Linked DNA regions of Homo sapiens: all the other regions are linked to region 1. The links are chromatin contacts, found by Hi-C or POLR2A ChIA-PET in ENCODE. All regions are on one chromosome and are shown on one strand. Each heading gives the region's core, a stretch centred on a gene start or an enhancer-like site at or near the end of the contact. The rest is flanking DNA. Distances are from core to core; before and after follow the strand shown.

Evidence for each region. Hi-C counts contacts between places; a loop is a spot of excess contacts on that map. ChIA-PET counts read pairs that join two places held with the same protein, here RNA polymerase II (POLR2A). Pooled maps may share reads with other maps.
Region 2: a map of Caco-2 shows a loop between it and region 1 (2.7-fold over the local background). The contact joins the promoter of CTSV here to the promoter of SUGT1P4-STRA6LP-CCDC180 in region 1. A Hi-C loop is called at or near these places in 1 of 168 maps with a recorded cell type or tissue (Caco-2) and 6 of 50 pooled maps. POLR2A ChIA-PET finds 5 or more read pairs at or near these places in 12 of 52 experiments (A549, A673, H1 and 7 more).
Region 3: a map of naive thymus-derived CD4-positive, alpha-beta T cell shows a loop between it and region 1 (10-fold over the local background). The contact joins the enhancer-like site here to the promoter of SUGT1P4-STRA6LP-CCDC180 in region 1. A Hi-C loop is called at or near these places in 1 of 168 maps with a recorded cell type or tissue (naive thymus-derived CD4-positive, alpha-beta T cell) and 7 of 50 pooled maps. POLR2A ChIA-PET finds 5 or more read pairs at or near these places in 2 of 52 experiments (A673 and activated B cell).

Annotation. Positions count from the first base shown.
Region 1 is chr9:97,235,954-97,240,087 of GRCh38, forward strand. SUGT1P4-STRA6LP-CCDC180 (SUGT1P4-STRA6LP-CCDC180 readthrough) reads left to right here and starts at 2,473. Exons shown (of 45, transcript NR_036529.1): 1 at 2,473-2,614. It also overlaps the pseudogene ANKRD18CP, the pseudogene SUGT1P4 and the pseudogene SUGT1P4-STRA6LP. RefSeq lists enhancers at 1,881-2,706, 2,715-2,874 and a silencer at 2,634-2,928.
Region 2 is chr9:97,036,461-97,040,569 of GRCh38, forward strand. It overlaps CTSV (cathepsin V), which reads right to left and starts at 2,682. Exons shown (of 8, transcript NM_001333.4): 1 at 2,611-2,682; 2 at 1,458-1,593; 3 at 1,033-1,155; 4 at 792-938; 5 at 63-287. The coding sequence starts at 1,583. RefSeq lists a silencer at 2,717-3,026.
Region 3 is chr9:97,008,124-97,012,673 of GRCh38, forward strand. It overlaps the pseudogene SLC71A3P. Among named protein-coding and RNA genes, the nearest start is that of CTSV, 29 kb to the right of the region's middle. RefSeq lists a silencer at 4,507-4,550. Within about 2 kb of position 1,673, at least 3 of the 41 ENCODE cell types and tissues checked have a DNase peak (open chromatin) inside an H3K27ac peak, as active enhancers do.

The DNA of each region.
Region 1 (4,134 bases), core at 1,223-3,722:
ATGGCAGGGGTTGGTGTATACACCTTGGTGTATGGCTGAGCCATAACTGGAGCATACCTGAGAATTACCCTATTCTAAGTGTGTTTGGAGTCCCAGGCTAAGGAATCCGGGAGTAGCCAACACTGAGATTCACTACTTATCTATGAAGGACAGCCATATCCCTGCCCCATCCCTTGGAACACAGGCTGTACAGGTGATCGAGGCCCTTTGTTTTGGGTTAAATGGAGATTGCTAGAAGGAGGGTTCTAAGTGAAAATGCTATATGCTATATGGACTACATGCTTTTTTTTTTTTAATACGAACGGTAGTATTTCTCCAGGCCAGCCCACCACCACTGGACCACCCCTGTATATAACTCCTGAAAAAACCTTGTTTCCTTCACTGGTTCTGCCTCTCTTACAGTGCCATCCCAATCGGAATCAATGGGGATCCGGAAGGACAATTGGCCATTTAGATAACATTTGAAAATTAACCAATGTAATTGGTTACATTGTAACATTATTATTAAAATATTATTTTAAAATTATTATTATATAACAGTAACATATTATTATTAAAAATACATATGAACATTTCAATAAAGGCAGAAAAAGCACTTGATATTGAATGCTTTCCTCTTGATTTTACAACCAAGACAAGGAAGTCCATTATCACTATTTCTATTCAATAGTGGACATACTAGCCAGCAACAAAACTAAAAGGTATAAAGATTACAGGAAAGTTAAACCATCTCTATTCACAGATTGGAAGATTGTAATCACATAAATTCCAAAAGACTCTGTAGTCTTTTTGTCCCTTACAAATAATAAGGGAACTTAGCAACATGCTTGAATATAACATCAATATGTAAAAATCAATAGCATTTCTATATTCTTACAACAAACGAGAATATAAAAAAATAAAATGCTATTTAACATCGCATTTAAAACACTGCTCAAGAATAAATCTAATGAAATATATGTTTGATCTCTATACTGCAATCGATCCAAGCACAACTTGGATCCAAACATTAAGATATAAATATGTGTACAATCTACAAAATATTACCAGGAAAAATTAGAGGCCACTTAAATAAATGGTGGGAAATAATGATATTAATGGATTGAAGGACAGTATTGTTAATATACTAGTTTTCCCCAAACAGATCTACAGATCCAACGCAAGCCCAGTACAAATCCTAGCAGTTTTGTTTTTTTTTTAAACTGACAAGCTAATTCCAAAATTCACCTACAAATACAATAGCCTTAGAATAAGCCAAAGCAATCTTGGGAGAATAAAGTCACAGGACTTCAAGACTTATTATAAAGCTACATGAATTAACACAGTTTGATAGTGGTATAAAGTTAGAAAAAGACCACTCCCTCCAGCTCCCCATTCTGCCCCCATCCCTGGAAGGCGCTGGCAGCTTTCCCCATCCGATCTGCATGGGTCAAAGGGCGCTGACGGAGGGCCTGACCGACCGGGATGGGAAACAAAGCGGCCCTGAGATCACTTTCGGTCTAGGAAGCCCACTAAGAAGAAAGCCTGGGCTGTGGAGTTATGAGGAAGGGAATGAATAGTACACGGGGGCCAGGCGCGTCTCCCCAGGAACCAGAAGGCCTTTAGCTCTATTAGTTCAGAACGACTTCCAGCGAGTCCCAGCCCTTTTCCATTCCCAGCGCAACGATCGCCGGAATCCAGGCGCCATCCAGGCCCCTCTGTTCCCTGAAAAGACCACGCAGCCTCCAGTGACATCACGGAGACGAAAGGGCTTGGCCACCTGTGGCAGCCATGATAAAACCTAGGGAAAACGGAGCTCGAAGTAGCTTATTTTATTTATTTTTTATTTATTTATTTATTTATTAAGGAGTCTTGCTCTGTCGCCCAGGCTGTGGTGCAGTGGCGCGATCTCGGCTCACTGCAACCTCTGCCTCCCAGGTTCAAGCGATTCTCCTGCCTCAGCCTCCCCAGTAGCTGGGATTACAGGCGCCCACCATCACGCCCGGCTAATTTTTGTATTTTTCGTAGACGGGGTTTCAGCATCTTGGCGAGGCTGGTCTTGAACTCCTGACTTCGTGATCCACCCGTCTCGGACTCCCAAAGTGCTGGGATTACAGGCGTGAGCCACGGCGCCCGGCCTGGAGCTTGTGTTACTAAAAGACATGCAAACGCCCTTAACCGCTAAGCTCCTGAGGGGTAACGGTATGCTACAAAAGTGCTTCTGAGCTACTACTCCTGGAGGCTTGGTCCGAGTGACCGCAGCAGTGGGCGCGGTGGAAGAGAAGGAGAACGTGTTGGCCCGGGCCTCCATAACCATGGCTGCTAGGGGCGGGGACTGGGAGCGCGGGTCCCGGGACTGGGAGCGCGGGTCCCAGGCCAGGGTGCGGGCTGGGAAGACTCGGTCCTCCACTGCCCCAGCAGGCCACGCGCCCGCGCGTAGCCTCCCGCCCCGCTAGCAGCACGCTGCGTGGCTGCTCGTTGGCTACTTACGACGGAAGCTCGGTTGGGGTTTCTGCAGAAGTTTCCCCCTTGGGCGGTGGCGGAGCTGATAAGCGCGCTAGTAGCAGCTCTGGCAGAAGCAACGGTGGCTTCGAGGGATGGCGGCGGCTGCAACAGGACCTGCAGCATCCCAGAGGTGCGTGTTTTTCCTTCCCTTTGCTATTTATTTTATCCCCTTTCCTTGGCTAGTGGGTCCTGCTGAAGTCGTTGTTTTCCTGAGAGGTTTTTTCCAGAGCTTCTCAGATGCTCTAATCCACTGCGGCGTTAGAGGTGAGAGAGCCTTTTCTGCTTCCTCCACCCCTGGCTGACGCGCCTCCTCCCAGCAGCACCTGATTGGGACCCAGGGTCCTGTGGTTACTGCGTGTCCGCCCCAGTATTGAGATTCTCAGTCTCCTCGCGTTACCTCAGACTCCTGTCTTGCCCTTTCCATTTCCAGACTCTTGCATTCCTGCACTTCTGAGAAAAACCTCCTCCATTTATTGGGAACATGGTTGACAACTGTAGTTGGGCTGAAAGGATTTTTTTTTTTTAATGGCAGTTATGACTAGAAGAGAAAAGTGGACTCTGGGCTCGATGAAAATTAATTTTTTCGTTTGACATCATTGTTGCCATTCTTATGTAAAAGTGCCGGTATGAAGTCAGTCTACTGGAACAAAAACCTTTTCCCTCACGTCCCTGAAACTTTCCAGATGTCTTGTCATAGTTCATTATTCACTCATTTGTTTATTCATCAAAAAATGTTTTAGGAGTTGCTGTGTGCAAAGGCGCTGATTGCTATGGGTTAGTCTTAGTTATATACTTAGCTAACCAAGAAATCACTTCTTGCAGGTGTGCAGTGAAGACAAACTATAAAGCTGTAAAGGAATGTAAAAGAGCAAGAGTTAAATAATAGGAGTTAAAGAAGAGCCTAAAGATAAATGATGCTGTGGGTCACAGAATTTAACCAGGAGGTTTTTGTTTTTCATTTTGTTTGTTTGTTTTTTGCTTTAAAGCACATAAAAAAGGACACCCTGTTTTGTTGTTATAATCTAACATAAGTAACGTTAACAATTTGAGGCAAGACGGCGTCTTTTCTAGCTATGGCTTTTATAAGAAATGTGCCATAGGGTGCTGGAGCCTCTGTTAAGGTGATATTTGAGCAGAGACCTGAAGAAGCAAGAGAATTCGCTTAGAAGTTCTGGGGAAAGAGCATTCCAGGCAGGACCAAGAGCCAGTGCAGAGATCCTGAAGTAGGCATGAAGTTGGCCTGTGTATGGAGCAGCAAAAAGGCCCTTTTTATTAGAGGGCCCATTTGATTAGGAGATAAGGTTGGACAGGAAACTCGGAGCCACGTCCTGTATGGCCTTTTAGGGCCCAGGTATGTTTTTTGAATCTAAATATATAGACCTTTAGATACCAGCAATAAGGCTTCTGGGATCAGTTTTGGGATAATGTTACAGGAAGCAGTGAAAATTTTTCTCTGTAATTTCTTATATTAGATAGCTATTACTTTGAATTTACATTTCTTAATTGTCATGTTAGGGCTAGTGCATCCTTTGGAAATCCAGTTTGTATAAAAGTTGCTTTTAGGCTCAACGCGGTGGCTAATGTCTGTAATCCCAGCACTTTGGGAGGCCAAGGAGGGTGGATCCCTTGAGGTTAGGAGTTTGAGACCAA
Region 2 (4,109 bases), core at 1,432-3,931, 200 kb before region 1:
TCTGAAAGTGTTCCACTTTCCAAAAGCAGAGCACGAATGACAAGATAAGGAGCTCCATTTACCACTGCTACATATGGATAGGATTCCTCAGAGTCCAGGCCTCCGTTCTCCTTGACATACTGGAAGGCCCTAGCCATGAAGCCACCATTGCAGCCCTGATTGCCTTGAGGACGCGAACAGTCCACCAGATTCTGCTCGCTCAGTGAGACAAGTTTCCCAGTTTTCCGGAACATCTGTCCTTCAAGAGCACCAGTCGCACTAAAAGCCCAACAAGAACCACACTGTTTCTAAAAAGGGAGAAAAAAAAAGCTGTAAATTTACAAGACCAATACAAATACAGTACCCCATAATTGAATTACCTTAATATTCTTTAAAAAAAAAAAAAACCCATCGCCACACTTTGGGAGGCCGAGGCGGGCAGATCACTTGAGGAGAGGAGTTTGAAATCCGCCTGGCCAACATGGTGAAACCCTGTCGCTACTAAAAATACACAAAAATTAGCTGGGCATGGTGGTGAGCACTTGCAATCCCAGCTACTCGGGAGGTGGAGGCAGGAGAATCTCTTGAACCCAGGAGGCAGAGGTTGCAGTGAGACGAGATCACGCCATTGCAATCCAGCCTGGGCAACAAGAGCTAAACTCCGTCTCAAACAAGCAAACAAAAAAAACACCAAAAACCAAAAATACAAAAAACCCATCACCATATGTTGTGCCACCATCTACCACAGCAATGACACCAATTCCTTCTTGGCTTTCCTGTGGAGACAGGGTCTGAATCTGACGCTGTCTCACCTGATTCTTCACTGGCGTCACGTAGCCTTTCTTTCTCCAATCCACAGATTTGGGAAGATCAAGAAACAGAGGCTCACGGAACACTTTCCCCTTCCTGAATTTCTGGTTTCGAAAGCAACCCATCATCTGCCTGAATTCTTCATTGGTCTTCAAGGAGAAGTAAATAAAATGTTAAAAGCAAGACTATTTTGGTGAAGAACTGAGAAGCAGCACAGAGTTCAGCAATCCTTGCCACACTCACCATGTCACCAAAAGCATTCATGGCCATTGTGAAGCCATGTTTCCCTTGGCTGTATTCCCCATTGTGCAGTTCAATCATTTTCATATTCTTTTCCCACACTGCTCTCCTCCATCCTTCTTCATTCTAGAGGCAAACATATAGCTGGTGGACTTTATGTCTACTTACCCAACCCATGTTCACCAAGCCGATTTGCGGGCAGAAATGGAAGAGAAACCATGGCCAGGGATGGGTTGATACTTCTCTGGGAGCTGTTCTCCAAGCCAAGACACAATGGAGATATATGCCCATATTGCACCTATAATGGGTGCTGTTAGGTTATTGCCTGGTAAGGTCTGGTGTCTAGAAGCTACTCTCTGGCTATCAACTCCCAACAGCGAGGACCATTCTCTCCAGAGTCCCTCTGGACAGTTTCAGATGTTACCAACCGCGCCATATAATCTTCTGTGTGTTGCCTTCCACTGGTACCACTTTGTATCCAAATTTTGGTCAAATTTTGGAACAGCGGAGGCTATTCCCAAGCAAAAGGCAGCCAGGACGAGCGAAAGATTCATGTTTCAAAACCTAGAAAGAGAAAAGAAATGAGTATCTGATTAGACCAATCCTAAAAAGCCATCTTACAGCCCCCGTGGAATAGAAATATTTCAATTATTCTCCCTAGCATTTCCCCAAGGACTGTGGAAGAGGCTGAAACAGGCCAAGTGGAGGTATTTGATGGGCCCACCAAAATTAAAAGCAGCCTGCAGAGTTGGAGGCGTTGAAACAGCATATGCGATAATTTAGGGTATGAGAAGGGTGTGAAAGATACCTGACGGGTGAGAAGCTTAAGGCAACAACTAGAAAACTAGGAAAGAGTTGGTCCAGGTTTTGCACCAATTGTACTGAGGTCATCCAGGCAAAACCTCACTAATGAAGACGTACCATCCCAAGTAGATGCAAGCGGATCCCCAAGGAACACCACCTCACACCTTCTTGGCTGATACACAGCAGGAGATGAGCTATGTCTTCCAACCTCTCCTTTTGGAATAAAACCTTTCGGGAATCCCTTTCCAGGAGACACTGGGAAGGAGAGCACCCACTATTCCCGCCGTCCCACACTTGGGTCTGTGCTACTCGCTCCCCTAAACCGGGGCAGGGTCACAAGGCCGCGCCGCTGGAAGCCAGGGGCCCCAGGGCCAGGGCCCGGACCGAGGCAGGCAGCTCCCGGAGCTCCGGGCGGGCCAGGACCGGGGCCGCACCGCCTGCTCTCGCCCTCTGCACGCGCCGCCGCGCCCCGAGAATGTTTGCGGCGGTGCAGGGAGCGGGGGCTCCGCGGCCAGGCTGGGGGCATGAAGCCGCCCGGTCCGGTCCGGCTTCAGCCCACAGGATGACTGACCTGCCCCGCCCGGGCCCTCCCAGTGGTGCCGGCGCCTCCCTGGGGTCTCCAACCGCCCTCCCCCGTTCCCCACCTCGAGGCTGGCAGAGCTCCGGGCAGAAGCTCTCACTCCCAGAAGCGCCCGCCTCCTCTCAGTGTCCCTAAAGGGGGGTTCCCTCCTCCAGTCCCCCTTCGCCCTGTCCCTCGGTCTGGTCGGGGGCGCTCACCAGCAGCCGTCGCAGCTGCGCAGGCACCCTCAGCAAACAAGCCTCTGAGATTACAGACGTCCGCGGTCTGGTGCAGGTTCGCCCGCCTCGGGATTTAAGTTTCCAGGCGGCCTTCCCCGCCCCCACCGCCTTCCCGCGCTGCGATTGGCTGTGCCGGCCACTGGGCGGGGCCCCGGGCGCTTAGAGCCCGCGCGTGACGCAGCCCAGTCCCAACCCGTCTCAGGTCTGGGCGCGCCTACCTCAATACACCCTGGCTGCGGGAAGCTGGGCCGGGCGCCCGGGGGCTGCGCGGAGGAGGGGGAGGCGCCTCCCTCAAGGGCTCAGATCTACTGACTATCCCGACTTACTGCGCTGAGCGGGTGGTTTACAGCGAGCTCTGTGTGGTATTTCAGTCCCTACTTTAACTTAGTCCTAGAGTTTTTGGTGAAAATCTGCAGGGCCGGGAGCCAGGGTACTCTCGTTCAGTGGCTCCTGTTTAGTCCACGGCAAAGGTGGGACGGAGTGGAAGAACGCACAGCCCCCAGCAGAAGCATTACCTTCCACTTAAGGGTGGGTGCATCAGGGCTTTAGAAGAATCTGGTAAGGAAAGGCACTCCCAAAACACGGGATGGATGGTCGAGACCGGACACCAGGAGGGACGGGACTAGCTGATAGGGTGTCCAGAGACCGCGGAGCGTTTTGTGGTGCGTCCTTCCCAGTCTGTTGCATTCAGGAATTCTTCCTTCTCCCATGTCTTTCAATACCAAAAAAAAAAAAAAAAAAAAAAAAAAGAGTTACAGAAATATTTGGTTAATAAAAAAGAGAAAAGCGTTGAGAATGGTGAAATAAATTGCTTTAAAAATTTTTCTTTTGTAGAAATGGAGTTTGGCTAAGTTTCCTTAGGCTGCTCTTGAATTCCTGGCCTCAAGCGATCCTCCCCTCTCAGCCTCCCAAAAGTGGTGGGATTACAGGCGTGAGCCACTACGCCCAGTCTGAGAGTGGTGGAAATTGCTTTTACTTACCTACTCTCTGCTTATGGGTTACAACGTCTCTTCCTCAGTATTCAAAGTGTGCTTCTTTTGAGATTTAATAAATTTACTTTAAAAATGTTTAATACCGGCCGGGCGCGGTGGCTTACACCTGTAATCCCAGCACTTTGGGAGGCCGAGGCGGGCGGATCACGAGGTCATGATATCGAGACCATCCTGGCCAACATGGTGAAACCCTGTCTCTACTAAAAATGCAAAAATTAGCTGGGCGTGGTGGCGGGCGCCTGTAGTCCCAGCTACTCAGGAGGCTGAGGCAGGAGAATTGCTTGAACCCGAGAGGCGGAGGTTGCAGTGAGCTGAGATCGTGCCACTGCACTCCAGACTGGTGACAGAGCGAAACTCTGTCTCAAAAAATAAAAATAAAAATAAAAATATATAATATCAGGGTTGAGGTGATGCAGTTTGAGGAACTGCTCTTTATGGAGAAATATATGTAGCTAAAGATTTAAGGAAATCATTAATAATTCAGAA
Region 3 (4,550 bases), core at 423-2,922, 230 kb before region 1:
GTCTCAATCTCCTGACCTCGTGATCCGCCTGCCTCAGCCTCCATAAGTGCTGGGATTATAGGCGTAAGCCACCGCGTCCAGCTGAAACTGAGAAATTTCAAAAATGCTTCCATAGGGTAATAAAGCATGTTTACGTGTATACAGCCAAAAGGATACCTAACAGTAAGAAAAAATTAATGTATTCCTGTTACGTAGAGGAGGTTGTATGCACTTTTACCATTACCATTGAATACTTTTCTGGATATTCTAGTTCATTTAACATCAAAATAAGATATAAAATTATCAACACATGCAATATTTGTGAATATTTATCCAGAAGATCCTGCAAAATTAAATATTTTTTGAAAGACAAAGCACAAGTTATCAATGCAGAGTACCAGCCAGGCATGGTGGCTCATGCCTATAATCCCAGCACTCTTGAGAGGCTGAGGCTGGAGGATTACTTGAGGCCAGGAGTTCAAGACAAGCCTGGACAACACAGTGAGACCCAATCTCTACAAAAAAATTTAAAAACTAGCCAGGCATAGTGCCACGTGCCTATAGTCCTTGCTACTAGGGAGGCTGAGGCAGGAGGATCATTTGAACCCAGGAGTTTAAGGTTACAGCAAGCTATGATTGTGCGCCACTGCACTCCAGCCTGGATGACAGAGTGAGGCCTCACCTCTTAAAAAAAAAAAAAAAAAAAAAAAGGGCCAGGCGCAGTGGCTCACGCCTGTAATTCCAGCACTTTGGGAGGCCAAGGCAGGTGGATCGCCTGAGGTCAGGAGTTCAAGACCAGCCTGGCCAACATGGTGCAACCCCATCTCTACTAAAAATACAAAATTATCCGGGCATGGTGGCACATGCCTGTAATCCCAGCTACATGGGAGGCTGAGGCAGGAGAATCACTTGAACCCGGCAGGCAGAGGCTGTAGTGAGCCAAGATCACACCATTGCACTCCAGCCTGGGCAACAACAGTGAAACTCCGTCTCAAAAAAAAAAGGAAATGCACACCAAGAATCCCTACAGAAGGTGAAAAGAGCCTACGAGGTCATTATTCACAGCTTTATGCCAACTAATTTGACATTTTAGATAAAATGGGCAAATTCCCAACAAAACACAACTTACTGAAACTGACAGAACTAAAAATCAAACAGAAAACCTACGCTGTTCTAGAATTAATCTCCAAAAGGCCAAGAACTATAAAGTTCTAGAACTGTATTACCAATCTTACACAAATTCTTCCACAGAATAGAAAACCAAACTATCCAATTTGTTTTTAAGGCAGATAGCATTTGGATATCTGTCTCCTCCAAATCTCATGTTGAAATGTGACCCCCAGTGTTGGAGGTGGGGCCTAGTGGCAGCTGTTTGGGTCATGGGGGCTGATCTCTTCTCAGTTGTTTGGTGTCCTTCTCACAGTAATGAGTGAGTCCTCGCTCCATTAGTTACCACAAGATGTGATTGGTTTTGTTTATTGTTTGTTTTTGAGACAGAGTCTCACTCTGTCACCCAGGGTGGAGTGCAGTGGTGCCTCCCAGTTTCAAACAATTCTCCTGTCTCAGCCTCCCAGGTAGCTAGGACTACAGGCATGCACCATCACACCCGGCTAATTTTTGTATTTTTAGTAGAGACGGGGTTTCACTATGTTGGCCACGCTGGTCTCCAGCTGACCTTAAGTGATCCACCGCACGCGGCCAAGATCTCATTGCTAAAAGGAGCCTGGCACCTCCTCCCCTCTCTCTCTTGCTCCCTCCCCCACACTTGATAAGCTGCTTCCCCTTCGCCTTCTGTCCTGATTGCAAGCTTTCTGAGGCCCTCACCAGAAGCAGATGCTGGTGCTAAGCTTCCTGTACAGCCTAAAGAACCACTTTTCTTGATAAATTCCCCAGTCTCAGGTATTCTCAGGTATTCCTTTACAGCAACGCAAACAGCTAACACACACCTCCTTTTTTTTTTTTTTTTGGAGATGGAGTCTCGCTCTGTCGCCAGGCTGGAGTGCAGTCTGTCGCCAGGCTGGAGTGCAGTGGCACGATCTCGGCTCACTGCAACCTCCGCCTCCCAGGTTCAAGCGATTCTCCTGCCTCAGCCTCCTGAGTAGCTGGGACTACAGGCGCCTGCCACCATGCCCAGCTAACTTTTGTATTTTTATAGAGACAGGATTTCACCATGTTGGCCAGGATGGTCTTGATCTCTTGACCTTGTGATCCGCCCACGTCGGCCTCCCAAAGTGCTGGGATTACAGGTGTGAGCCACCGTGCCCGGCGACACACCTCCCTTTTCTAGAAGGAAATGATCTCTTGGAGTAAATACTTGATTCTCTTTTATTTTTCAGATTATGACATCTCTCTGCCAGTATCTTTTTCTGGTCAATATATCTCTTTGCCAAATAAGGTAGAAAAAAGTTGTCAGGCCAAGCATCATGGCTCTAACCTATAATCCCAAAACTGGGAGGCTGAGACAGGAGGATCATTTGAGCCCAGGAGTTTGAGACCAGCTTGGGAAACAGAGGAAGACTCCATCTCTACAAAAAATAAATTAAAAAAAAAAAAAAAGCCAGGCATGGTGGCACATATCTGTTGTCCCAGCTACTCAGGAGGCTGAGGTGAGAGGACTGCTTGAGCCCAAGAATTTAAGGCTGCAGTGAGCCATGACTGGCCATTGCAGCCTGGATGACAGCAAGACCCTATCTCAAAAAAAAAAACACAGAAAACAAAAAAGAAAAAAGTTATCAGCTGGACAATCTTCCCTGTGATTACTAGTAGCATCTAAGAACCTGAAATCATGAGTGTCATTGAAACCAAGCTGTAAGGAAATTCCAACACATTAAAATGAAATCAATTCATATAGGGGCTATAGGACACAGCACCCGGAGGTGACATTAGAAACTGCAAACAGGAAAAACACATAATTCAGGGGTACTAGCATATGATACAAACATATATGATTAAAAGCATTCACTGTTCTCCCAACGTCCACACACTCAGAAAAACACTGCTACCTGCTCATGCTAGCCTTCTCACTATCTACAGCAAACACCAAGAAAACTCAGTATTCATCACAATTAACATCAACTCCATGCGTTCTCAGAGAGGAGGAAAGACCAGGCAGGAATCTACCTGTGCCCAAAATTAGGTTACCATCAGGATCCAACGGAGAAAGAACTGGGGAATAAACTGAGTCTAGGTTTCTTTGAGTAAACATCCCTCACAAGTTTCTGCTCTTAAGCACACAAATTTAGCAACTTTAATTTCTAGGTTGGGGTCTAGTTCCTGTCAACACTAGGAAATGGGAGACAACTACTTTTATCACGGTCAGATCACCTATAGATTGTGATCATTCAATCATACATGCAAAGAATATTACAAAATACTAACAACATTAGTATGTATTAAGGGGCTTACTAGATGCCAAGTTGCAGCAACCCTCACAACCCTCTGAGGTAAATGCCATTATTAATCAGGAGTTACGTTAACTTATCGAACTGTGGAAACTGGGATTTCAAGCATGCTCGTCTAATCACTATACTAATAATGCTTCAACCTGCCAATTTATTTTTTATTCTGTAAGCCATAAGGAGCCAATGAAAAAAATTAAGGACAGCAGTAATGATCATCTTTACATGCTAGAACACACTACTCAGCCACGTGCAAGGTGGACTGACGCTGGGGTGAACAAGGGTCTTGAAAGAGATAGTCAAAGTCTGGGTCAAAAATGCTGAGGAAATTCTGAGCATAAGAATGCATAGGAGAGGATAAAAACCTAAAATCTGTATCTAATAAACTTAGCTAGACTTTCTGATTGTTTTAAGTATGGGAAGGGATGAAGGAAGCTACCTCGCAGGTTACTAGCTGGGCCACTGGTTAGTAATTACTGTCCATCAATTCATGAGACAGGAGGAGGAACTGGTGCTTTAGTTTTGTGTAGCAAGCAGGAAGAGGACAAGTCTACTTAACGCGAATCAAAATGAGAGCAAGCAATTATACAGAATTTCTCTCCCTCGACAAGATAAGCTTCTCATATTACAGAGATCTTAACTTTGAAATGCTTTTCAAAATAGGGAGTCACTTGGGCTGGGAGGGGACTTCAACTAAGTCCTCATTTTACAGAGGAGGCACTGAGGGGCAAGGCTGTTTCAATACCCTGTCCAGAGTGCGCACTGTTCAGGCAAAACCAGGACTAAAAACCAGCTCTGCCGGATCCGTTCTACCTACTGCTCCTTCTGCTTCAGCTGCCCTCCCAACCTACTAATAGGGATTTACATCCCCAAATACGTTCATGTAAACACTTAGCATTCTTCAACTAAACACAAAATCAGATATGTAAGCTAAAAATCTAAAGCCAAAAACATGTATTTAATTTCCATAAAATTTCTACTTTTCTTTGGAAAAACTTTCCCATTGTGTCAGTTTCTATTCACTGTAACATTCCCTATATTTCAGGTCCTAAGACCAAAAAAAAAAAATCCTTTTTAAACTTAGGCCTTGAAGAAACGACAAACCCTCTAGGCTTAATATTCCACCACATGAAACCACTGACACAGACAAGGCCTGTTCTGCCGAAACCAGGC